Regions from separate parts of the Homo sapiens genome. Here region 1 is linked to region 2. A link is a loop called in an ENCODE intact Hi-C map of the cell type or tissue named here. Cell type or tissue: PC-9. All regions are shown on one strand. Links, peaks and the distances in the headings refer to the core of each region. The heading gives the core; the rest is flanking DNA. Region 1 overlaps PDLIM1 (PDZ and LIM domain 1). Region 2 overlaps SORBS1 (sorbin and SH3 domain containing 1).

Evidence for each region. A loop is a pair of places that touch in the nucleus more often than their neighbours do. Peaks named below come from ENCODE experiments on the same cell type or tissue, not always from the same donor. Only the 100,000 strongest peaks of a DNase experiment are listed, where the experiment ranks them.
Region 1: a loop joins it to region 2, with 5 times the contacts of the local background. A loop is called at or near these places in 5 of 110 quality-filtered maps.

Annotation. Positions count from the first base shown.
Region 1 is chr10:95,257,166-95,268,987 of GRCh38, reverse strand. PDLIM1 (PDZ and LIM domain 1) reads left to right here. Exons shown (of 7, transcript NM_020992.4): 3 at 126-210; 4 at 4,925-5,124. Among named protein-coding and RNA genes, the nearest start is that of PDLIM1, 28 kb to the left of the region's middle. RefSeq lists enhancers at 3,903-4,678, 7,901-8,590. In PC-9, for the core only: no CTCF peak of the experiment used is centred there; DNase peaks (open chromatin) are centred at 2,097, 4,487, 7,617, 8,247 and 1 weaker place; H3K4me3 peaks cover 890 bases; H3K27ac peaks cover 7,666 bases.
Region 2 is chr10:95,356,828-95,368,649 of GRCh38, reverse strand. SORBS1 (sorbin and SH3 domain containing 1) reads left to right here. Exons shown (of 33, transcript NM_001034954.3): 22 at 951-1,000; 23 at 10,847-11,019. Among named protein-coding and RNA genes, the nearest start is that of PDLIM1, 72 kb to the right of the region's middle. In PC-9, for the core only: CTCF peaks have their summits at 4,950 and 5,153 (motif pointing right); a DNase peak (open chromatin) is centred at 5,179.

The sequences.
Region 1 (11,822 bases), core at 1,283-9,282, 100 kb after region 2:
GAGCTGATGGGAGGGTGCTAGTTCAGTGCCTAGTCCAGGAAAGAGGGGGCATTTTTCCAGTTTGTCTTTGGTATATATTATTTATTTTACATGAGTGAAACAGCAGCTTTGTTAATCTGTTGCAGATCTGAACATAAAGTCTGGTCTCCTCTGGTGACGGAGGAAGGGAAGCGTCATCCATACAAGATGAATTTAGCCTCTGAACCCCAGGTAAGTTCTTGCTCATCGTTGCCGCTGCTCTCACCACCCAGCACTTTGCCGTTTCTGACACTGCTCAGCACATTCCTGTTTTTCCTGCCCTGGAGGCCTGGGGATAAGACCCTTCACTGTCTCTGCTGGTATCTGGCTCTTGTTCAGTTCTTCCCGTAAGGGAACTGCAGGAGGATAGGGCTGGAAAACCCCAGGGCAGTGACGCTGTGTCCTGGGCTGGAAGCAGGGGGTCGGAAGGCGATAAGGGAAGCCGGTGGAAGCCTTCCTGCGTGGGAAGGGTTGGCAGGATCACAGTGAAGTCAAGGAGCTATTCAGCTCGTTATGGATTTCAGCAACAAATGAATCATGACAGGGATGAAAATAAGTTTAGGTCTGGAGGCCTAGAGCCTAGAAGAAATCGGGGAATATGTAATAGGAAGCCCTGCTTCTCCCCACTGTATGCCCCTGTCTGGTTTCCATGAGCCATGGAGTGGAAATCTCTATTTTTGTTACAGTGAAACTTCTAGTGAGACTTTAAAATTACTAAAATAAAGCAGCAATTAATATAAAAAAAAGCAGTACATAGTGTACAATTTGTCACCCAGATAGAATTTCTCAGGACAGTAGACTGCCCTAAGATCCCATATTTGTGAATAAATCTCTCAGTAGTTGGATTATTGGATTGTAGGTGATTTTATTTCTTTCTGCCTTATGTGCCTCTTCTAAATAATCTACAAGGCATGGGTATTGTTTTTGAAATAAGGGACAAACTTAGAGATGTTTAGAACATCTTTTGTAAAATTCCTCACACCCAACATGCTACTTGTCTCAAAGTATGTGTCTGTTGGATACATTAATGAATTAGTAATGATAAACTAGGTATGTTGATAATGCCTTTTGAAAATTTTACACTGGTTTGTGATGGTTATGCATTTGACCCAAGTTGAAGATTTGAAATTTAACTTATTTTTCTAAATTTGGGATACTATTTAGTTTTTATGGTGAATTAAGATGTAATTAAAATACAATATATAGCTAGCTATCTTTTATACATAAAACAGAAACTTGTATGAAGTTGAACTCACTTGGTATATTAGTGTGTGTTAATTGGGTGGTTGGATATAAGTCATATTTTCTCAAATAGAATCCATTAAAATTTCAAAAACGAAGTCACATAAAATTTTTGCCATTAAGATAGTAAAAATAATTATTAAAAATCCCAAGAGTCATTTTAAGGATCATTTTGCATCATTTCAAAACTGATGTGAACATATTCTTCTATACAACTCCTCTCAGGAAAGTTCGTAAAATGGCACTTGGTCTATACACTGGCAGTTGTGCAAACTAATTTAAAACATGCCACAGTTAGTTTCAGTTTCCTTGGGAGTTCTCAGCTACTTCATTAAATTTACCATAAATGTTAAATTTTAATTGTTAAATTTTAATTTTTACATATTTTATAACACACAAGGAATGATTTCGTTTTAACTTGGTCTATCTGAAATCCTCATTTTCATGTAAATAAGGTAATTATGTAAATTTCAGTTATAGTTTTCATTTGTAGTATATTTGAATTTTCATTTTAAATCTGTAGTTACCTGTATTAATCTTTTGAAGGTAGTTCTCTTCAGATTACAAAAATTCTCAAATACTTTAAACCCTTGTATTTTTCTTGTGATTCTAGTAATGCTTTATTACTGTAAGAAAAACTTCTCACCCATCATTTTTCCAGTCTTTTACTTCCAGCCATTCTAAAGTAGAGGATAAATGAGTAAGAGCAGAGTTCATCTATAATAAAAAGATCTGTTGGTTCATGTAATGCCAACCAACACCCCAGCTTATCTGAGGTCAGCATAGTTACACACCTAGTTTGTACTTCCTCATTATTGAGTTTCCTTGGAGACTGATAAATACAAAGCCCAAACAATTACATCATCCCTTCTAAAAGGCAAGCCCTGAATCTGCCTGCTTTCTGGAAAGACCAGTCAGTATTCAGATGAGGGTAGAGATATTCCTTTTATGTACAAACCAGATGCATTCTTGAAAGATTCTTTAGAAAGTGAAATCATCCGAATTTTCAACCTGAATTTTCCATTGACTTCCATTCTAATTGGAAATGTGTTTCGGTGGAGGGAGAAGGGAACAGACCCTGGTTGAATATGTGCCACGAGCCAGGCACTGTACTTGACACTCTAGTAACTCACACAAATCCTTGTAAAGAAGGCTTTATCTTCTTCATTTTAAAGATGAAAAATGGGCTTAGAGGGGTATTCCTTGCCAAACAGGAAATTGCAGGGAAAAATTGAGCCAAGGCGGAAAAATAAAGACCCTTCCTTGGGGCTCTGCATCCTCTGCTGCTCCTAGGAATTGCCATGGTGATGGAGAGAAGAAGAAAGAATGACCATCCTGGCTGCGGCACATGTAGGCAAGGGTACCAGGCCACCCATCTGTAAATCTCTGTCTTCATGACCATAGCCTTTAATTACTATATATTATTTATTTGGGTAGCTGTGCCATAAAATTTACTTAACTACTCTTTGATAACTGCTGAAGTTTTGTGTTGTTTTTTATTTTTTGTTATTTATTTTTATTTTTTATTTGTGAGATGGAGTCTTGCTCTGTCACCCAGGCTGGAGTGCAATGGTGCAGTCTTGGCTCACTGCAACCTCTGCCTCCTGAGTTCAAGTGATTTTCTTGCCTCAGCCTCTGAGTAGCTGGGATTACAGGCAGGTGCCACCACGCCTAGCTAATTTTTATATTTTAGTAGAAACGAGGTTTCACCATGTTGGCCAGGCTGGTCTTGAATTCCTGAACTCAGGTGATCCTCTTGCGTTGGCTTTCCAAAGTGCTGCGATTACAGGAATGAGCCACCGTGCCTGGCCTGTTTTGTTTTTTTAGGGATGAGAGTCTAGCTCTGTCACCCAGGCTGATGTGCAGTGGCACGATATGGCACACTGCATCCTCCATCTCATGGGCTTACATGATCCTCCTGCCTCAGCCCTCTCAAGTAGCTGGGACTACAGGCTACTTGACTGTCTAACTTTTTTTTACGGATGGGGTCTTACTATGTTGCCCAGGCTGGTTTCGAACTCCTAGGCTCAAGCAATCCTCCTGATTTGGACTCCCAAAGTGTTGGGATTACAGGCGTGAGCCACTGCACCCAGCCAAAAGAGAAATCTTTTTTTTTTTTTTTTTTTTTTTTTTTGACAGAGTTCCACTCTCGTTGCCCAGGCTGGGGTGCAATGGTACAATCTCGGCTCACCGCAACCTCTGCCTCCTGGGTTCAAGAGATTCTCCTGCCTCAGCCTCCCGAGTAGCTGGGATTACAGGCATGCGCCACCATGTCTGGCTAATTTTTGTATTTTTAGTAGAGATGAGGTTTCTCCATGTTGGTCAGGCTGGTCTTGAACTCCGGACCTCAGGTGATCCGCCCGCCTCGGCCTCCCAAAGTGCTGGGATTACAGGCGTGAGCCACCACGCTCGGCCCAAAAGAGAAGTCTTAAACATAAAAATATTTTCAGGTTGTTTTCTTTTATTTTAAATTAGGTACTCAATAAAGCTTTTAGTTTTCATGATTTTTTTTTTTTAAGAAAGCATAAAAGACTTGAATATTTAACAAAAAAGGAGAGAAAAAAGGAAGTGCAACAGATGACAGGAACTCTTTTGGAGGCAGCTGTTCTGGGCCTGGGTGTTTTAAGAAAGAGACTAGAGTTCAGGAAGATTTTTCTGGAAAACACAGACACTAAGACACATTTTGAGTTCAGCTGGCTGCACAGAGCATGCATCACCTAGAAGCCATGGGTTGTCCAGACACCCATATAGAAAGGACCTTGCTGATTGGGCTATCAGAAAAGCTGTGATGCTGGCAGGAGGGAAAGAAAAAGTAGAAAAGCTGTAGTTTTAGAAAACAGGAATGTTAATTTCCAAAGTGGCTTTGCGGGTTTGTAAAGGAGCTCTGAGATGTTGTAGCTGTAGTAATTATTCACCTGACTCTTAACAAGTCTAGGGTGGGGGTGGAGGGAACTTTCTCAAATTACAGAAAGAGGGGAATGAGAACACAAGGAACTCAAAAGTCCTTTTCTGCAGCTCTGCTGGGTACCGCCCCTGTAACAGGTATCCCCGACCTTCTATCTGATTAGCCTTGTCTTTCTCCCAGAAGAAACAATAGATCCTTAATTTCCTTTACCCTTGCTCTGCAGGAGACTGAGACCATCTCTGCCTAGTCAGCAGCTGCTTCCCCTGTGACACCACACCCTCTTACCTTGCTTGTCTAACTTGCTCACTTATGGAGAATTTATCTCCACCTTTTATCATCTCCTGCTTTTGCACTGACCAAAGTGACTGCATATTTCTCTTCACCTAGTGCTTTAATCTCTTTGGTATGTGCCCTGAAAGCGTGTTTTAGCTCTGACTTGAATCTTACAGCCCAAAGCATCAAGGGCTGTCCTGCCCGAGGGTGCCTTAGAGGGCAGGCTTTGCTGGGCCTCAAGGAAGAATCAGAAGGTAGAGATGATTCAGGGGGTGTGAACTCGCACAGGTGCCCATTGTGGGAAACTTCCCCAGTCATTGCCCGTGTGTCTCAGTGGGTGTGTCAGTGTCCCTCAGCTAAAGTTTGGGTTGAACTAGGGCCATCTTAGCAGCTGGAACACCTCTCCCTGGCGCTCAGCCTGCACTGCCCATCAAGGGGTTTGCATTGGATGCCCCCCTTGATTTCTCCTCTGATCCCTGCCTGCAGGAGGTCCTGCACATAGGAAGCGCCCACAACCGAAGTGCCATGCCCTTTACCGCCTCGCCTGCCTCCAGCACTACTGCCAGGGTCATCACAAACCAGTACAACAACCCAGCTGGCCTCTACTCTTCTGAAAATATCTCCAACTTCAACAATGCCCTGGAGTCAAAGACTGCTGCCAGCGGGGTGGAGGCGAACAGCAGACCGTAAGTAGCCCAGGAGTCCTCCTCTGAGCCGCTCCTGGGAGGGGCTTTTCACATCAGGACCAGGGCTGCCCAGGCAGGTGCAAGAGCCACTACTCCAGGGAGAAAAATGACTACATTAGCAGAACACTTCTGTGTTCATTTTCTTCATCTACACAAAGGGGACAATACCTCCTGCTTTATAGGGTGTCTGTAAAAGTAAGAATTAATACGTAAAATGCCCAGCATTGTGTTAAGCACAAACAAATCACTTAATCCTCCAGAACTGTTTTTATTTGTGTTTTGATTTCTGTGGTCATCATCTTCTAATTGAACATAGTCCTTCCTTGACAGGCCTGCTGCTTCCCGAGAAATTCTTCAGTATTATTAGTCGGGGAGTGTTTGAGGGAATCTAGAGTAGCCTGTGCTTATGTCCACCATCTGAACTAAGCAAGGGAGAAATACTTCATGCTGCATAGTTTTGGTGAAGCAGTGTTTGCTTTTTCCCTAGAGTGGACCAGAGGTCATGAAAGAAGAGAGGTCCCTGAGGATATAAATGCTTGTCCTAGGAATAGGTTCTGATCTGGGGACAGAGGCAGGCTTAACTGGGGGAGAGGTAGGGCTGCAGGTGGAAAGGGGAGAGGTGTCTGAGGAAGTGCCTTGCTGGGGACTGAGGAGGCATGTCCTCTTCTGTCACAGATCATCTGGCTGCAGCTGCCTTTGAGTCTTTTTTTTTTTTTTTTGAGACAAGCTTTCGCTCTGTCACCCAGGCTGGAGTACAGTGGTTTGATCACAGCTCACTGCAGCCTCGACCTCCTGGGTTCAAGTGATCCTCCCACCTCAGCCTCCTGAGTAGCTGGTACTACAGGTGTGTGCCACCACACTTGGCTAAGTTTTACTTTTTTTTGTAGAGATTGGGGTCTCACTGTGTTGCCCAGGCTGGTCTCGAACTCCTGGGCCCAAGTGATCCTCCCACCTCAGACTCCCAAATTTCCGGGATTACAGGCATGAGCCACCAAGCCCTTTGAGTCTTTATTGGAGTCTCCTGGATCTTGCCAGCAGAGGGGCCCAGTGTCTGCTCCATCTCAGGCTCTTTGAGGATGAATCCAGAAACACTGGGAATCCCAGCAAAGGAACTGGGTTTGAGGATGGGTTAAAGATGGGGCCAATTCTCTGTAGGTGTAAAGTGGGTGGACTAGGTTAGGAATTGCCCACTCAAATACCCAAAAGTGGCAGGCAGGATGAGGAACTGAGGCAGAGCTCTGAGTAAACAAGGGTGCTGGGTGGGGGTGGGGGTGGCAGCTGGAGCGTGCATTCCTGGTCCGGAGGGGACGCTGCTCCTTGGCTCCAGCCACGTGCCTCATGCAGGTCTCATTTCTGCTAATTATTTCCATTAAAACAGAAGTTGGAAAGCCTCTTTTTTTCGGAAATCTCCTGATTTTTAATTATTGGTGACATTTAAATTTTGTTGGAAAACACTGTGTGGTCCAAACTTGCCTTAGCTCTGAGAACCTTTCTCACTTGGAATCATCAATTTTTGTATTGCCTCTGAAGCCCGCTTTGCCATTCAGTTTCTCCCCAATTCACCTTTAACAAGAACCTGCTCAACTCTTAGGGTAATTAAATTGCAAACCAATGGCTTCAAATGCAGGTTGAGAGAGGTTAAGATACTAGAGGTTCCAAACTACTTAAATGTTTGGAAAGGGCTGTTGTAGCAACACCTCTCAAGGGCTCCTTGGGCATTCCTTGCATATAGTCACCCCTCCCCTCCCCAGAGAGAGACAGATGTCATTGGACACCCATGACATGTGCATCCCTGTTCCCTGTGCCTGACACTGAGAGGACACTAAGATTTCTTTCTTTCTTTTTTTTTTTTTTTGAGACGGAGTTTCACTCTTGTTGCCTAGGCTAGAGTGCAATGGAGTGATCTCTGCTCACCACAACCTCCGCCTCCCGGGTTCAAGCGATTCTTCTGCATCAGCCTCCCGAGTAGCTGGGATTACAGGCATGCGCCACCACGCCCGGATAATTTTGTGTTTTTAGTATAGATGGGGTTTCTCCATGTTGATCAGGCTGGTCTCAAACTCCCGACCTCAGGTGATCTGCCTGCCTCGGCCTCCCAAAGTGCTGGGCTTACAGACGTGAGCCACTGCGCCCAGCTGACACTAAGATTTCTTTTAACATTTCTTTGAGTCTGGTAGGGCAGACTTTTTTCTGTGTGACTTTGGCTTTAGAAGATGTTAAAGGTTACTGGCCATTTATCATAGTAACCAAGGCAGTCTCCACCAATGTTTCTTCTTCCCTCAAATTCTGGTTCTTGCAAGGGCTTACTGGCTTGAGATGATGATTCTCTTCCAGGCGACTGTGGGGACATTTGAGATACCTGAGAAACGGTGTCATACTGGTCCCCCTAGGCTTTCCACAGACACACCCTGAGAGGAAGCTTCCAAGCAGCTCAGGAGTGGTGGAAACACTGGGGGCCTGTGATCCCTGTTTTTAGCTGCTTTGGTGCTGGGGAGGCTGAGAACATGACCCTCTTTTACTGTCCCAGAGTGGAATATTCCATGATCTGGACTTAGTAACCCAGGAAATGACACATCCTTAATTGAAAGAGCTGCTATGCATTGGGAGAAATATGTGCCTGGGAAATATTTTTAGTATGGCCTTGGCTATTTTTCCTTCATTAATGTCTCTCTTCTCTCATGTTCCCTGCCTGCTCCCTCCTCTGAGTCTGAAACTACCAGGTGGCTGTTTAAGCCTTTCCTCTAGCCCCTGGCCCAGACTCTTTGGCTGCAGTAGTTGCCGAGTATCAAAATTTGTCTCTTTGCAGATTTTCTCAGCAGAGAGGGTCCTGTTTCTGTTCCACCCCGCACTCTTTGAGGCTGAACCCAGAAACAGTGGGAAAACCAACAGCCTAAGGCAGAGGAGCTGCCTAACTGGCCATGCTGCTTGTATGGGGGGATCTCAGCTTGCTGGTGTATTTCTAGTGCATTCCCACAAAGAAAGATTCTCCTGTGAGCCCAGCAGTCACCTGGTAACTTTGCTTGCTCAGTCAGCACAAGTCCCAAGTGCTCGCTCCCTCCCACTGTTTAGTCTGTGAAATTCGCTGAAGTTCCAGAATTGGCTCACTACATACTTTGCATCTGAGGTCATCACCCATTCTCTGGGGCTTGCCCTGGATTTCTTTGTCCTATGCACTTGAAAGTATTGTGGTGTGTCTGTTGCTATCTGTCTTGTAGGTCTTTACAGAGCTGTGTCCCAGTCAGATAAGAACAGAGATAGCCTTGCCAACTGGTAAGGCAGGTGAGGGGGTTTCTCTGCTGCCCTTCCTCCCAGTGCACACAGTGGAGGGGGAGGTCCTCAGTGGCCTTTTTCCTCTAGGTCAGTTCAGCATAATCATTTATTGAGTGCCTACTGTGTACCAGGTGGGCGAAGAAAATGTCAGTTCAGCAGAAAGCTAGCACCTTTCCTCTGTTCTCTTTTAATTGAGTTGAGGGGACCCTGGTCAAAATCAGAAAATTCAGAGCCCAGATTTCATTGTTTATATGATACTGCCTGATACTTCCTAAAGGCTTGGTAGATAGAGGGGCCTGAGCCTTGAATTCCAGCTCTGCCTCTTACTAGCTGTGTGACCTTGGGAAAACCATGTAACATCTCTGAAACTCAGTCTCCTGAGATCTAAGGTGGAAATAATACTAACTTCTTTACCACCAGGTTGTTGAGACAATGCAATGGGATGTGCACAGAGCACTCAGCACAGTGCCTGGCCCCTGGTAGGTGCTCACTAAATGCTAATTATTGCTAACTTTAGTTTCCATGAGGAACTCCATCCCCATCACTTCTGAGAACTGGGGGCTACAGAAGTGTGGAAGCACATAGACAAATGTAATGGAGAAGACTTTGCTGTGGCTTATGGTACACTTCTTTCTTGCCCATTAAATTCAGCCAGCCCACACAGCTAATCAGCTTACTGATGGGGTGGTGGTGTTCTCTTCAAGGAATGATTGGAGAGCTCCTGTAACCAACATACTAGGCCCTAGATAATAGCTCTTCCAAATTGTGTTGTAAGGTGTTGCCCCCAAACATTCATGAGGGAGATTTCTAAGCAGCTGCCCTGGAAATAAAGGGATGCATCATTTTCTATTCAAATATTATCACAAGGATGATGTTAACCCTGGCTTCTTCAGAGCTGAATCAGAAGTACACCTCTATCATGAAGGCTGCTTGCCCCTCTAGCTAAACCTGCCTGCCACCCACAGAAAACTGGCTCTGCTGTGCGGGCATTCCTCTCTCTTCTCCTGGTGCCCACAATTACCCCTCTGGTTTCTTATTGCAGGACCAATATGTGTGCCTTTGAAGACCAAAACTTAGGAAGCACACAGGCCAGGCTTCCCTTCTGAAAATGATTACATAGGGTTTCCCAGAATGGCGTTTTTGGGTGAACATTGGGGTAATCAGGCTGGGACATCTCATTTCTTGGGATATGAGATAGGAAAGATTTTTCTGGGTCCGCCTACCTCCTTTCCCCCACCTACATAAAAAACAAGTATTCCTCTACATTATTTCCAGCTAGCACTTAACTTCCACCATTTGGGGAAAATATTTCTTAAAATTAATTAAAATTTTTATTTTGAGATAATTGTAGATTCACTTGCAGTTATAGGAAATAATACAGAGATCCCCTATACCCTTTACCAATTTCCCTCAATGGTAACATCTTGAAAACACAATAGTAACAAAATTAGGATATTGACATCAATACACTCAAGATACTGAACATTTCCATCTCTGCAAGGGTTTCTCATGTCGCTCTTTTATAGCCACACTCGCTTCCCTCCTTTTCCCTCATCCTCCTTAACCCCTGGCAACTTACTTATCTACTCTTTATATTTTTATTATTTCAAAAATGTTATATTAATGGAATCATACAGTATGTAACCTGGGATTAGCTTTTCTACTCAGTATATTGTCTGGAGATTTATTTAGGTTTTTGTATCGATAGGTTTATGTATCAATAGTTTGTTCCTTTTTTTTCTGTTTTATGGGTTTGTCTTTTTTTATTGTGTTAAAAAACATGAAATTTATGATCTTAAACGTTTTTAAGTGTATTGTAATGTTTACTATGTGTACATTGTTGTGCAACACATCTCTAGAACTTTTTTATCCTGAAAAACTGAAATTCTGTACCCATTGAAAAACAACCTCACCTTAAAGTCCCCATCTCTCAAGCCCCTAGCAACCACTATAATACTTTCTAAGTTTGATTACTTTAGATATCTCATATAATTGGAGTCATGCATTTGTCTTTTTTCAATTACCATAATGTCCTCAAGGTTTTCCCATGTTGTAATATATGACAGAATTTCCTTCTTCTTTTCTTTTTTTTGAGACAGAGTCTCGCTCTGTCCCCCAGGCTGGAGTGCAGTGGCGCGATCTTGGCTTACTACAAACTCTGCCCCTCCAGGTTTAAGCAATTCTCTGCCTCAGCCTCCCGAGTAGCTGGGATTACAGGCGTGTGCCACCATGCCCGGCTAATTTTTTTGGTATTTTTTTAGTAGAGATGGGGCCTTCTTTTTTTAAGGCTGAATAATATCCCATTTTTTTTTCACATTTTCTTTATTCATGTTGATATGGTTTGTCTGTGTCCCCGCCGAGATCCCATCTTGAATTCCACGTGTTGTGGGAGGGACGAAGTGTGAGGTAATTGAATCATGGGGTCAAATCTTTCCCATGTTGTTCTCATGATAGTGATTAAGTCTCACAGGATCTGATGGTTTTAAAAAGAGGAGCTCCCTTCACCAGCTCTCTCTCTCTTTGCCTGCTCCATCCATGTAAGATGTGACTTGCTCCTCCTTCCACCATGATTGTGAGGCCACCCCAGCCATGTGGAACTGTAAGTCCAATTAAACCTCTTTCTCTGTAAATTGCCCAGTCTTGGCTATATCTTTATCTGCGGCATGAAAACACACGAATACACATGTTTTTATGGACGTTTAGGTTGCTTGCACCTCCTGGCTATTGTGAGTAATGCTGTAATGAACATGGGTGAGCAAATATCTCTTTGAGATCCTTCTTCATTTCTTTTGTATATAATCAAAAGTGGGATTGCTGGATCATATGGTAAATTTTTAATTTTTTGAGTAATCTCCATACTGTTTTCCACAGCAGCTGCACCATTTTACATTCCCATCATCAATACGCAAGGGCTCCATTTTCTCCACAACCTTACCAACATTTGTTTTATGTCTTTTTGATAGTGGCCATCTTAATAGATGTGAGGTGATATCTCATTTTGGTTTTGATTTGCATTTCTTTAATGATTAGTGATGTTGAGTATCTTTTCATATGCTTGTTAATCATTTTTGGCTAAATGTCTATTCAAATCCTTTGATCATTTTTTAATCGAGCTATTTGTTTTTTGTTGAGTTGTAGGAGTTTTTTTTTATATATTCTGGATATTAATTATACGTATGTTTTGCAAATATTTTTTCTATTTCATAAGTTGCCTTTTCACTCTGTTGTTTCCTTTGTGGTACAGAAATTTTAAAGTTTGATGTAGTTCTATTTGTTTATTTTTGCTTTTGTTGCTTGTGTTTTTGTGTCATATTCAAGAAATCATCACCAAATTCAATGTTAGGAAGCTTTTTTTATTTTTATTTTTATTTTTTAATAGAGACAGGGTCTCAGGCTGGTCTCGAACTTCTGGGCTCAAGTGATTCTCC
Region 2 (11,822 bases), core at 1,264-9,263:
TTCCTTTTCTCTCTTTCACAATCTCTTCCTTTTCTTTCTGTCCTTTCCTTAAATGTCTCTTCTCCAAATAGCTAGTTTTTCTTAAAATGGTCATTATTAGAGATAAGGCCATTATTTAAGGTAGAAGTATCTTTAAAATTAACCTTTGCATTGATTTATTCAACTACTCCCTTATTTTTAAAAACAAGCATATCAAAGCATTTGCATTTTTCTCTCCAAGACAACAGAAACCCTAAACTACAGAATTATGTTGCTTTTTCTCTGCATGTAGCTCTTGGTTGTTTTCTTCCTTTTGCGTGGTGCCTGGTAATTTTATAAAGCATTCCCTTATTCATGCTGAAGTGATCATTAATGTAGTTGGTGAAATTGCATTTCTCCCCATTTCTGCACTCCTAAATTTGCAGGCATACACAAGTTATCTAAATACAGTGTGGTATTTTAAAGTATGCTTTTGTACATGCTGGACCTAAAGTGTTGGGTGACCCTCTCTCTGGATGTGGCATTTGGGGTGCATGAAGGGCTCTGCATTGGGCTCAGAGGGGGGTCTGAGGGCTGTGGAGAAGCTGGTGGAGGATGTGCTGTCCATGTCACTAAAGCATGTTGGCCCACGGTGGGCCATTGCCCAGTGACCTGTGACAGAAGATGAGTATGAGCCAGGAGGCCTTCTCCTGACCCACCCAGAGGGCCTTGGCTGCATCCACTGGAAGGCAAAAGACCAGGAGTAGGAGAGCCCACCTGCCCATACATTCTCCTTCCAGAGAAAGAGCACCACCCTCCACCAGCACCGAAGACCTTTTCCTTCCAGCCCCCCTGACTTCCAGAGGTCCTGGTCTAAACTAGGAAAAAGAAATTGACCTCTCTCTTTTTCCTCTTGGCTTGAAACATATGAGTCAAAATAAATCATCTACATTATTTTTTTCTTCTTTTTTTTCTTTTTTGGACATGTACAGAGCTCAGCCATCAGCCCTACTCCGGAAATTTCTTCAGAGACTCCTGGATAGTAAGTTGCCATTTTATTTTGTTTACATTGCTTACTATGTTAAATGTCAGAAATGGGAAGAGAGAAGTTTATATTTTGGACCCAGAGTGTGTTTTGTTTGTATCAGCCTAATGGCTCTGAATGATGTACAGTTTGGTGATAAAAAGTGATCTAATTATAGTCTTCAAATTATTTTTCTTCTGTTCTGTCCTCCTCTTCCAAATTAATTTTGTGATGATTTGTATTACCTTTTATAAAGTTTTCCCCATTTTAGCATCTTCACCTTTAGAATGGGAGTTTATTTGTCTAAGTTTAGAATCCAAGTTCTTGCCTGGCATGGTGGCTTATGCCTGTAATCTCAGCACTTTGGGAGGCTAAGGCAGGAGGATCACTTGAGCCCAGGAGTTCAAGACCAGCCTGGGCAACATAGACCCTGTCTCTACCCAAAAAAAAAAAAGGAAAAGCTGGGTATGGTGCTATGCATCTATAGTTCCAGCTACTTGGGAGGCTGAGGCAGGAGGATCTCTTGAGCCCAGGAGACTGAGGCTGCAGTGAGCTGAGATTGTACCACTGCACTCCAGTCTGAGTGAAAGAGCCAGACTGTGTCCCAAAAAAGAAAGAAAAAAAATCTCATTTGCTGGTTCTTATGGGGAGGGGAGTGTGACTGAGACAGGCCACATCTGGTGTAAAGATTGTGGGAGGGGGCTGGGTGCAGTGGCTTACACCTGTAATCCCAGCACTTTGGGAGGCTGAGGCAAGCAGATCACCTGAGGTAAGGAGTTTGAGACCAGCCTGGCCAACATGGTGAAATCCTGTCTTTACTAAAAATGCAAAAAATAGCTGGGCATGGTCCTAGCTACTTGGGAGGCTGAGGCAGGAGAATCACTTGAACCTGGGAGGCGGAAGGTGCAGTGAGCTGAGATCGCACCACTGCACCCCAGCTCGGGTGACAGAGTGAGACTCCATCTAAAAAAAAAAAAAAAATAGACGGGGGGAGGGAGGTGCCGAGAAGGGGCTAATTTACCTGATTCTCACATAGATGGGCATCTGTTTTCCTCTGTCAGTTCTTAGGACTCTGGATGATGCATGCATACCCCACTCCTTTGTGGGGTGCCACCAGCCTCTTCCCCTGCCAAACCATCCTGAATCCTATAGCAGATTGCCTTTCTCAGCACTTTGCTGTGAAGCTGTTATCCCAGCTGAAAATGTTCAGTGCTACCCTCACCTCCTGTTCTATATGTGATAAATAGCAAACATTTTAGCTTATATAGATAGGCCCTCGTGGAGCCTTCCTGTACCCAGGCTCACGTTAGTACCTCTGTGGTCCTTACTTCTGTTGCTGTATACCTGACATATACTCTTGTATTTTTATAATTGCTAGTGTATTATAAACTCCTCAAGGGCAAGGCCCCAGTCTTCACAGTGCCTGGGGCACCCAGTGAATTTAGGAAAGGAGCTTGTTCTGGTAGGAGCTTTTCTTATTTTGTCACCATCGCATCTGTGTCTTGTTCTTTGAAATATGACAATGAGGGGAAGACACACCTATTACCTATGCTAGTAGGGTTGGATAAATCCACAATGAGCAGAGTTGCTGAGTGTATAAGGTTTTTTTTTGACAGATATTGTGGTCTCTGGGACATATCCTACCTACATTGCTGGAGAATGTGCTTTACAGGAAGAGTTTCATTTGAAAGTCAGCAGGGATTTGGGTATTTTGGTGGAAAAATGGAAAAATTTAATCTATTTAGGGTAGTGATCAAAAGCTCTAGCTAGATCCATCATGTTAATTTTTCTTCTATAAATATGTGTGTTTCATGATTAATATACCCAGGAGCATAAGAAGAAATTAAGAAGACATATTAAGACAGCAGCTAGAGAAGGACTGCCTTAGGGGACAGTTCCCACCTTGGAGAAGGACTGGTGTAAAGTCTCTTGCATTCACTGTGGGGTTGGTGACTCAGTCGCCAATATGACAGGTGTCAGGGCTCAGGTGTAGCATCACAACCCGTGTCTCCTACTCTGGCTTTGCAGCTCACTCCCTTTTAAAGAGCTTCCAATTGAGCCGGGCCTTCAGCTCTAAAAATGACAATAAGTCACAGGTCCTCTAGGTCCTAGGATGTGCCTTCAGAGATGAAGCCCACCAGATGACCCTAGGCTACCTGCAGATAAAGGGTGTCCTCAAGGCCACAGCTCCGAGCAAGCTCTCCTTGGTCCCCCAGGCCACCTCTTTATTCTCAGCTTGTCACTTTGGCAGTCCTGACTGCCCGTGTTAACCCTGCTGCCTGCTCTCCTCGTTTACCTCCTCACCTCCATCCCCCTAAACTGCACAAGACGGAAAGGGCTTCATGGGACAGCTGGCAGAGTGAATTCCCTAGCTCTACTGGATCCAAGGCACTAAGCTCTGTATTCTAATAGGAATGTAGATATAGTCCCTTAATAGTTTTGGGACAAAACACACACACACACACACACACACACACACACACACACACACACATAAGGTTAGTAAATGAAAAGGCCAAGTGGCAAATGCTACCACAGGCAGTCAGGATAAAGGAGCACAGGTATCGAATAACATCATTTTAACAATTTATCAGGCATTTACTACGTGCCAGGTCCTGTGCTTGGTATTTTATCTACCTTACCTCATTTAATCCTCTGAACATTCCAAGATGAGGCATTATTTTTAATCCCCATTTTATAGATGAGGAAATAGGCACATCAAAGCAGTGTAATGCCATAGTTCCTCAGCAGGTTCAGGGCAGAGCCATATCCAGATTAGGAACGGTGAAGCTCTAGGCCAAGGGACTAGGGTTGGCAGTAAACTCTCATCTGCCCCATACTGATTCAAAATTTTGTAATAAGTTAGCAGAAGATATACTAAGGTTTAATGTTTTCAAGCTATTAAAAAACAATTTAGACCTGGCGTGGTGGCTCACGTCTGTAATCCCAACACTTTGGGAGGCCAAGGTTGGGGGATCACTTGAGGCCAGAGTTCAAGACCAGTCTGGGCAACATGGCAAAACTTCCTCTTTACAAAAAATACTTTAAAAATTAGCTGGGCTTGGTGGTGCACGTCTGTAGTCCCAGCTACTCAGCAGGCTGAGGTGGAGGATTGCTTCCCCGGGAAGCGGAGGTTGCAGTGAGCCAAGATCGCACCACTGTACTCCAGTCTGAGTGACAGAGCGAGACTCTGTCTCAAGAAAAACAAAAAGCAAACACCCCCCCCCACACACACACAATTTAAGCAACTATTTATGATATTGGGTTAGCAGGATTGGAGGGTACTAATGTAAGCTGACTAAAAGAGCAAATTGTTTTCAGACACTGTGAATGTGCGTGAAGATATTCAATCTGTTAATTTACCAAGAATTCTTATTTATATCACTGAAAATAGGTCTTCAAAGCCTCTGTTTTTCAGCTCTCATGAAATACTTGGCAGGAATAAATGAGTTTTTTCCTCCTGCTAGTCTACCATTTGGGGATTTTTCAGTAATCGGGCTTGGTTTTCCCCCAGTTTATCCAAATGAATAAGATTTTTTCATATCTGGAATTGGTGAGGAACCAGCCTAAATGGGGTGCCTGACACAAAGGAAAGCATACAGTAAATGTTTGCTCAATGAATGGATGGATCTGTAAATCTTAATCAACTGAAATCCAACTTGGTTAGCACTGAGGCAGGCAGCTTGTAAGTTGAACCTAGTGCCTTTCACTGGTTGGACAGGAATGATGTGTAGGCAGAAACATTGGCAGGACTTGACCTTAACCCAAAGAATGAAGGAGGAGGAGTCACAGGTGGCCCAGGTTCACAGTTTTGTGGCAACTGGAGAAGTGATGGTGTTGTTTTAAGTCCACTTTAATAAATTGGACAGACTTCAATTGATAATTTTATTAACTAACACTGATTACATATGATAATATTAAAAGAACTGGGAACAGAGAGGAATTCACCCATAGTCCCAATATCCAATACAACTACAAGTCCTTGCCTTCAATATATATATTTTTTATAATTAACATCACAGTGTGTGTCCAGTTTTGTACTTTATTTTCCTAGCATTTCAGATCTATAAATCAGTAGTGGTAACTACTCATTACTTTCATTTCAATGTATTTCAGCATTGATTAACCTTCTTTGCCTAACCAAAGAGCTTTACTCTATTTGACCAGCAGGTGGCACTCAAGAACAAGCTGTTCTTCCCTATATGGTGATGGTAGACTAGCAAACGCTTTTTCCCCTTAATCTGATTTGAGAACAAAACACAGATCATAACCTGAAGAACTATATGAAACAGTAGAGGTCCTCCGGGACTTTACAAATGTGTCAGAAATCTGTATGCATGTAGGCATTTAATTTTATAGAATCATTTATTCCATTAATATTTATTGAACAACCATGCAAGGCACCAGATATGCAAGGATTAAGAAGATAAACTTTCTGCCCTCAAGGGGTTCCAGGTGTAATAGGGGAGACAGATTTGTAAATAACCAGAGTCCAGTGGGGTAAATGCAATGATGGGGCCCAGGAGGGAGGAGTGAGCACCTATTGTTTTGTGGAGGAAGAAAGGTTAAGCTTTATGGAGGAGGTGCAAATAAAATGTGAATAACAATATCAGTATAGATATAATTTTTTTCATGCAGTACAAAAGGCTATAAAATGAAACTTCTAGAGGATTATCTAGACTCCTTCCTGCAAAGCCACAGTTAACAACAGTTAGGTTTTTTTTCTTCTTCTTCTTCTTGAAATAACTAAATTATTTTGAATGGTGAATGTAAGCTTTATGAGGCTGGAACTTTTTGTCCGTTCTGTTGCCTGTTGAATCTTCACCTAGGAGAGCGATTGACACTTAATAGATGCTCAGTAAATATTTGTTGACCGAATAAATGAGCAGTAGAATGACATGATGAGATCTTTTCTAGACAGAGATGACTGGAGGGCATCAGGGCTGGAGACTGGGGGAGCAATGCGTGTTTGTTGTACAGTTGTAGGTGAGCAATGATAAGGCGGGAGGTGGAGAGTAAAGGGATTAATGTGAGCTGTGTCAAAGATAGGGAAGAAGCAGGACTTGGTGACTGATTAGGCTTAAGGAGCAAGGAGAGAGAGAGAAGGGGACCGATTTCCTGAGCTTTCTGGGTTGTGTGATGGAAGATGGTTTGGGACACGTTGAGTTTAAGATGCCTGAGAAACATTCAGGTGGATGTCTAGAAGGCGGTTGAATGTATGTGTCTGGAGCTCAAAAGAAGGGTCTGTGTACATAACAGATTTGCAGGTGGGTTTCTTGTACAATCTCCCCATGCCTATTAGTTTTGCAAGTGAAAGAAATTGAGGCCAAGAGAAACAGACTGTTCGCAAGTTTTTAAACAAGAGTGGGTTTGCCTCTACTGATCCACATTCCTTGTTGGAGTCAGGTGGGAATCCCAGTCTCCAGGACTCTGTCCACTGCCTCCGGAACCTGCCCGTTAGCACAATTGGAAACAGTTGGCCCTAGGATGATTGCTCTGTTCTCTCACTTTACTCTTCCAGTGAGTGTGTTTTTGTTGAATCCCCTTGAAACTCAGCAGCCAGCTCTGCATCTTAGCCAGAGGCTGAATTCTCTGTGCTAGCTCTTCTTGCTTGCTCTTCCTGAACCAAAATCTGGGTTAATCAAGGCTGCTCAGAGCTGAGCTTCTGAACTTAACTTGTTTTGTTAAGTACTCAGCTGCTATTCCTGATTGGACCTTTCTCAACCAGCTGAGGGGATAAGGCTGCTTCTCTCATCCTCTCTGGTACACTTGGACAGAGCAAGTACTCTGTGACCTTGGGCAAATGCCTTTGACATTCTGGTCTTCAGTTTCCCCTTTTGTACAGTGAAACAAATGGTCTCTCTTCAACATTAGAAGATCTGATGGATATGATACACTTAAAAACACTGTTGTGGCTGGGCATGGTGGCTCATGCCTGTAATCCCAGCACTTTGGGAGGCCAAGGCGGGAGGATCATGAGGTCAGGAGCTCAAGACCAGCCTGGCCAACATAATGAAACCCTGTCTCTACTAAAACTACAAAAAAAAAAAAAAAATTAGCCAGGCTTGGTGGCAGGCACCTGTAGTCCCAGCTACTTGGGAGGCTGAGGCAGGAGAATCACTTGAACGTGGGAGGCGGAGGTTGCAGTGAGCTGAGATCACTCCACTGCACTCCAGCCTGGGCGACACAGCATTGTTGTAGAGCTCTTGGGTATTGTTTTTAAACAAGGAGTGCCTCAGTTTCAAAATGTTACCCATCTGGAAAAAGCATGTTTTGTTAGCTTTGGTATCAGAAAAAAAACAATTGGCTTGGCAAATCCATTCTGAGAGATTTCCTGAGTGCTAGTTTATCATTCTGGTAGGAAGCAGGAAAAAACGGTGATAATGGGTGGAATAAGGCCAGAGAGTGAGGTGGCTGAGGGGTTGGGGTGGGGTGAGATCTGACTGTTGGTGAGGTAGAGCAGAGATGTGAGGTCAGGCAGCCAGTTATGGTCAAGAGTCATGACAGAACAAAGTTATTAGGAACTTAGGAAGATGGCTTAGAAGTTCTGGACAGGCTGGGCATGGTGATTCACTTCTGTAATCCCAGCACTTTGGGAGGTCAAGGTGGGTGGATCACCTGAGGATAGGAGTTTGAGATCAGCCTGACCAACATGATGAAACCCTGTCTCTACTAAAAGTACAAAAATTAGCCGGGTGTGGTGGCGCATGCCTGTAGTCCCAGCTACTAGGAAGGCTGAGGCAGGAGAATCACTTGAACCCGGGAGGCAGAGGTTGCAGTGAGCCAAGATGGCACCACTGCACTCCAGCCTGGGCGACAGAATGAGATTCTGTCTCAAAAAAAAAAAGTTCTGGCCAAAGCTGAGGCAATTCAAAGGATAGCAGGCACAGCAGAATGGAAGCTGCTGTCAGTCACTCTGTTAAAAGAAAAACTTTAGACAAATTAAATTTAGCAGATTTATTTAAGGCATAGAAGGATTTATGTTCAGGCAGCCCTTAGAACCAGGGGCAGTTCAGAGAGCTTCACCCAGCAACATGGGCAGGCAGCATTTATAAACAACAAAAGACAGCAAGTACAGCTACAGCTGGATTGGTTGCAGCTCCACAGTTGCCTATTTGGGCATTTATATAGATGTGGGCTGATCAGTTGGCAGCCTGGGATTGGCTGAAGCTTGGCTGCTGTGATTGGCTGAGACTCAGCTACTTGTTATAAGAGCATACTCTTAGATTGTACTTTGTTTACATAGTTAGGTTGCAGAAGAATAGGAACTCAAAGTATGGATGCAGCCTCAAGCCCAATTTAGTTTACTGATCTCCAATGCTTAAGGAGGTGTGGTAGCCCCAAACCAAGGTGGGAGGGGCTTCAGACACCATACCTTCAAAAGAGACCTCAGTCACCACAGCTGTTGGTCAGCAAAGATAAAGGACATCTATTCATGGATGTTTTTGCTGTTGAAGTTATACAAAAAAGAGGAAACATAGCATTAAACTGAAGGGCAAAATCAGAAAATGCAACCAAAGGGAAGAGGGTGGATAATGAATAGGAAATTTAGAAAAGGGACATATTTATTTTTAATTAGGAAATTCAAAATTATAAGCCAGTTTAGATCAACTCACATTTATTTAAATTGGCATATGGTGCCACAGCCTTGCAAGCTACCCTCAGGTTCTTCCATCTCCTCTAAGTAAAGAGGAAAAGCATTTGACCTCCACATCCAGGCCAGAGTGAATTAAGAGGGTCCTGGGGGAGCTCTGACCCCCACCCTCGGCAGTCCCCTGAAATAGGGTATATAAAGCCCTTAGCCCCAGGTGGGTACAAGGTGAGGCTCAGTAAGTGGCAGCTCTGCGAGGGGATTACCAGTGCCAGAAGCAATAGTATTGCTCAGGGGACTTTATTATTCTAAGGTGGAGATGTCGCGGTATTCTACCAGAGTCCCCACCTCTTTTCCATTTCTGACTCCTGTGTCTGGTGCCGCTTATCTTAGGGGTGTATTCATGGTGAGTAACACTCAGCAGTGATGGTGTATACGGAGCTGGAGCATCCCTGAGCTCCCTCTGGTTCCTGTGGTGTGCAAGCCACTGCCTCCTCAGTTGTAGGAAAATGTTGTATCTATTAATAAAACAGCAGCTGAAGGTTGGGCACAGTGGCTCATGCCTGTAATCCCAGCACTTTTAGAGGGCAACGTGGGAGGATTACTTGAGGCTAGGAGTTCAAGACCAGCCTGGGCAACATAGTAAGACCCTGTCCCAACAAAAAAATAAATTAATGAGCAGTAAAATAAAACAGGAGCTGAGAGAGAATACTATCCGTGTAGTGCTCAATGGCCTAGTTCAAGTTCCAGCCCTGCCATTCTGCTAACCTGCCTACTTTGACAAATTACTGAATCTCTCAGTGCCTTGTTTCCTCATCTAAAAAATGGCAGAAGTAGGAATGTTAGGATTGAAGTGATAATGATCAATAGGCACGGTGCCTGCCACATAGGACGCCTCACCAAGAGGTGTGTAGAGTTGTTTTTGCTGTCATTACCAGTGACCATGGGGACTCAGAGGCTGCAATTATGCACAGAAAGAAAGGCCAGTTTCCCGGAATGTAAAAGCATCACATTATTGATCGTTGCTGGTTGAGTAGAGGAAAATATAGCTGGACAGATGTGTGATCAAGCAGTCACAGTTTGTGGCCCCCGTAGAAGCTAGGTGGGGGGAATATGGGTGTTCACTCTGTAATTCTTTAAGCTGTTCTATATGTTAGTTGATGTTCACAATGAAACAGAGGGATGAAGGAATTCCACCTAGCAATGGGTCTTCAGAGCTGAAAAATCTATTTTGATACCAGTAACCTGAGTTGGGTAGGAATAAAAGAAGCTCAGCAGAAGCCTATGTGGTTCTGCGGGATAGGAGTCATTCACTTAACTGAGAAATATGTGTGTGTGTGTGTGTGTGTGTGTGCGCGCGCGCGCGCGCGCATGTCTGTGCATGTGCGTGTCTGTGTGTGTGTGTGTGAATGACAGTGTGTTAGTGGCAGGCATAGAAAAGTGGGATTAGGAGAAGGGAGGGACTCAGTGAGTAAGTACCCTTGATTTTTTTTTCTGTGCCTCACCTCATTCCAAAAGGAATTTGTGGTAACTTGCAGAAATACCTCGATGTTAACAAGATAAAAATAAATGGAGGCTATAAAGGAGCAATTGTTTATGCTTATACTACATGTCAGGTCATAATCTTCTGAACACAAACTTTGAAAGAAGTGAGTGCAAATGTGGCTGTGATACTAAGAGCCCATAGAATCCCAGGTTCCAATTTCACTTGGTCACTGATTTTTCTGGAGACCCAAGACAGTTGGGCTTCCCCCTTTCATTGATGATTTTATATTCCAAATGCTTACGAAGAATAACCAAGAAAAATAATCCAGGTAGTGGACTTGAAGTAGCTGACACTGCCTGGCTACGTGACAGAGGCACGTCTGACAGAGAGCTTGACTGCACCATCTTGCGTGCAGCCATTGGGTCCTCCTGCCCTCCCCTATGTGTGATCCTCCCCCTGTTCTCCCCTATCCTTCCTCCAACCCTTCTTCCCCAGGCAGCGTTCCACAGAATTTTTCTTTTAAAGCACAAATGTAGCCATTCCAATTAGAGAACTTTGCTGTTTGGTCAAGATTCCTGAGCATTCAGGGCTCCATGGGCCTGTCTGTAGAAATGTCTGTCTAAATAAGAGCACTCTTTAGAAAGGACAGTTCTTGATTAGGATACCAGGTGTATTTCTTGTCCTCAGCAGGTAATGTGCTGTTTGAAAAATGTTAAAAGCACTAACTCCTATTCTTATCTTTATTTTTTCCCTTTTCTCTCTTTCTTTCAAAATTACCTGTTCATAGTATATATTCTTCCAACTTCCATGCAGTGAAGAGGGAATCAGACGGGGCTCCTGGGGATCTCACTAGCTTGGAGAATGAGAGACAAATTTATAAAAGTGTCTTGGAAGGTGGTGACATCCCTCTTCAGGGCCTGAGTGGGCTCAAGCGACCATCCAGCTCTGCTTCCACTAAAGGTAATTAACTGGGTGAAGCCTGCAGGCCTCTGTCTCCCATCCACCTCCATTCACTGAGCGTCGGCCGTGGTGAACCTCCAGCAATGGGGATAAGTCCTGCCTTGTTCAGACCCACATTCAGGCCTCAGAGCCCTCTTAAATTCCCTCCCCTATTTTCTTACCGGCCATTTTTCTTTCTGGTTTTAATAGTTTCTGTTCCTTTGACCCCCCAACCTTGTTCTCCTTCAAGATTTCTCTCTCTCTCTCTCTCTCTTTCTCTCTTTCTCTCTCTCTCTCATTCTAATTACCTTTTCTTAGAAATTAGCTGAGCTTTAGCCATTCCTAACTCTAGCAGGGTAGCCATTTTTTTTTGTTGTTGCATCCTTGCACCTGCTTTGCAGCACAGATTATTTTGCTTCCGGACCTCGACTGGAAATTTTTTAAAAGCCCTTATGACAAATGAGCATGTTACCTCTCCTTTTTCTTTTTAGCAGCTTTCAGCTTTAACCTAATGGGTCTATTTATTTTATTCTGCATGCTTACCAGTGGATCGTAAAGGTGGGAATGCTCACATGATTTCTTCATCTTCAGTCCATAGCCGAACGTTTAACACTAGCAATGCGTTAGGCCCTGTGTGTAAGCACAAGAAGCCCCTGTCAGCTGCGAAGGCCTGCATTTCGGAAATCCTTCCATCCAAATTCAAACCCAGGCTCTCTGCTCCCAGCGCTCTTTTGCAGGAACAGAAGAGTATCCTCTTGCCCTCAGAGAAGGCTCAAAGCTGTGAGAACCTTTGTGTTTCTGGTTCTTTAAATGATTCCAAAAGA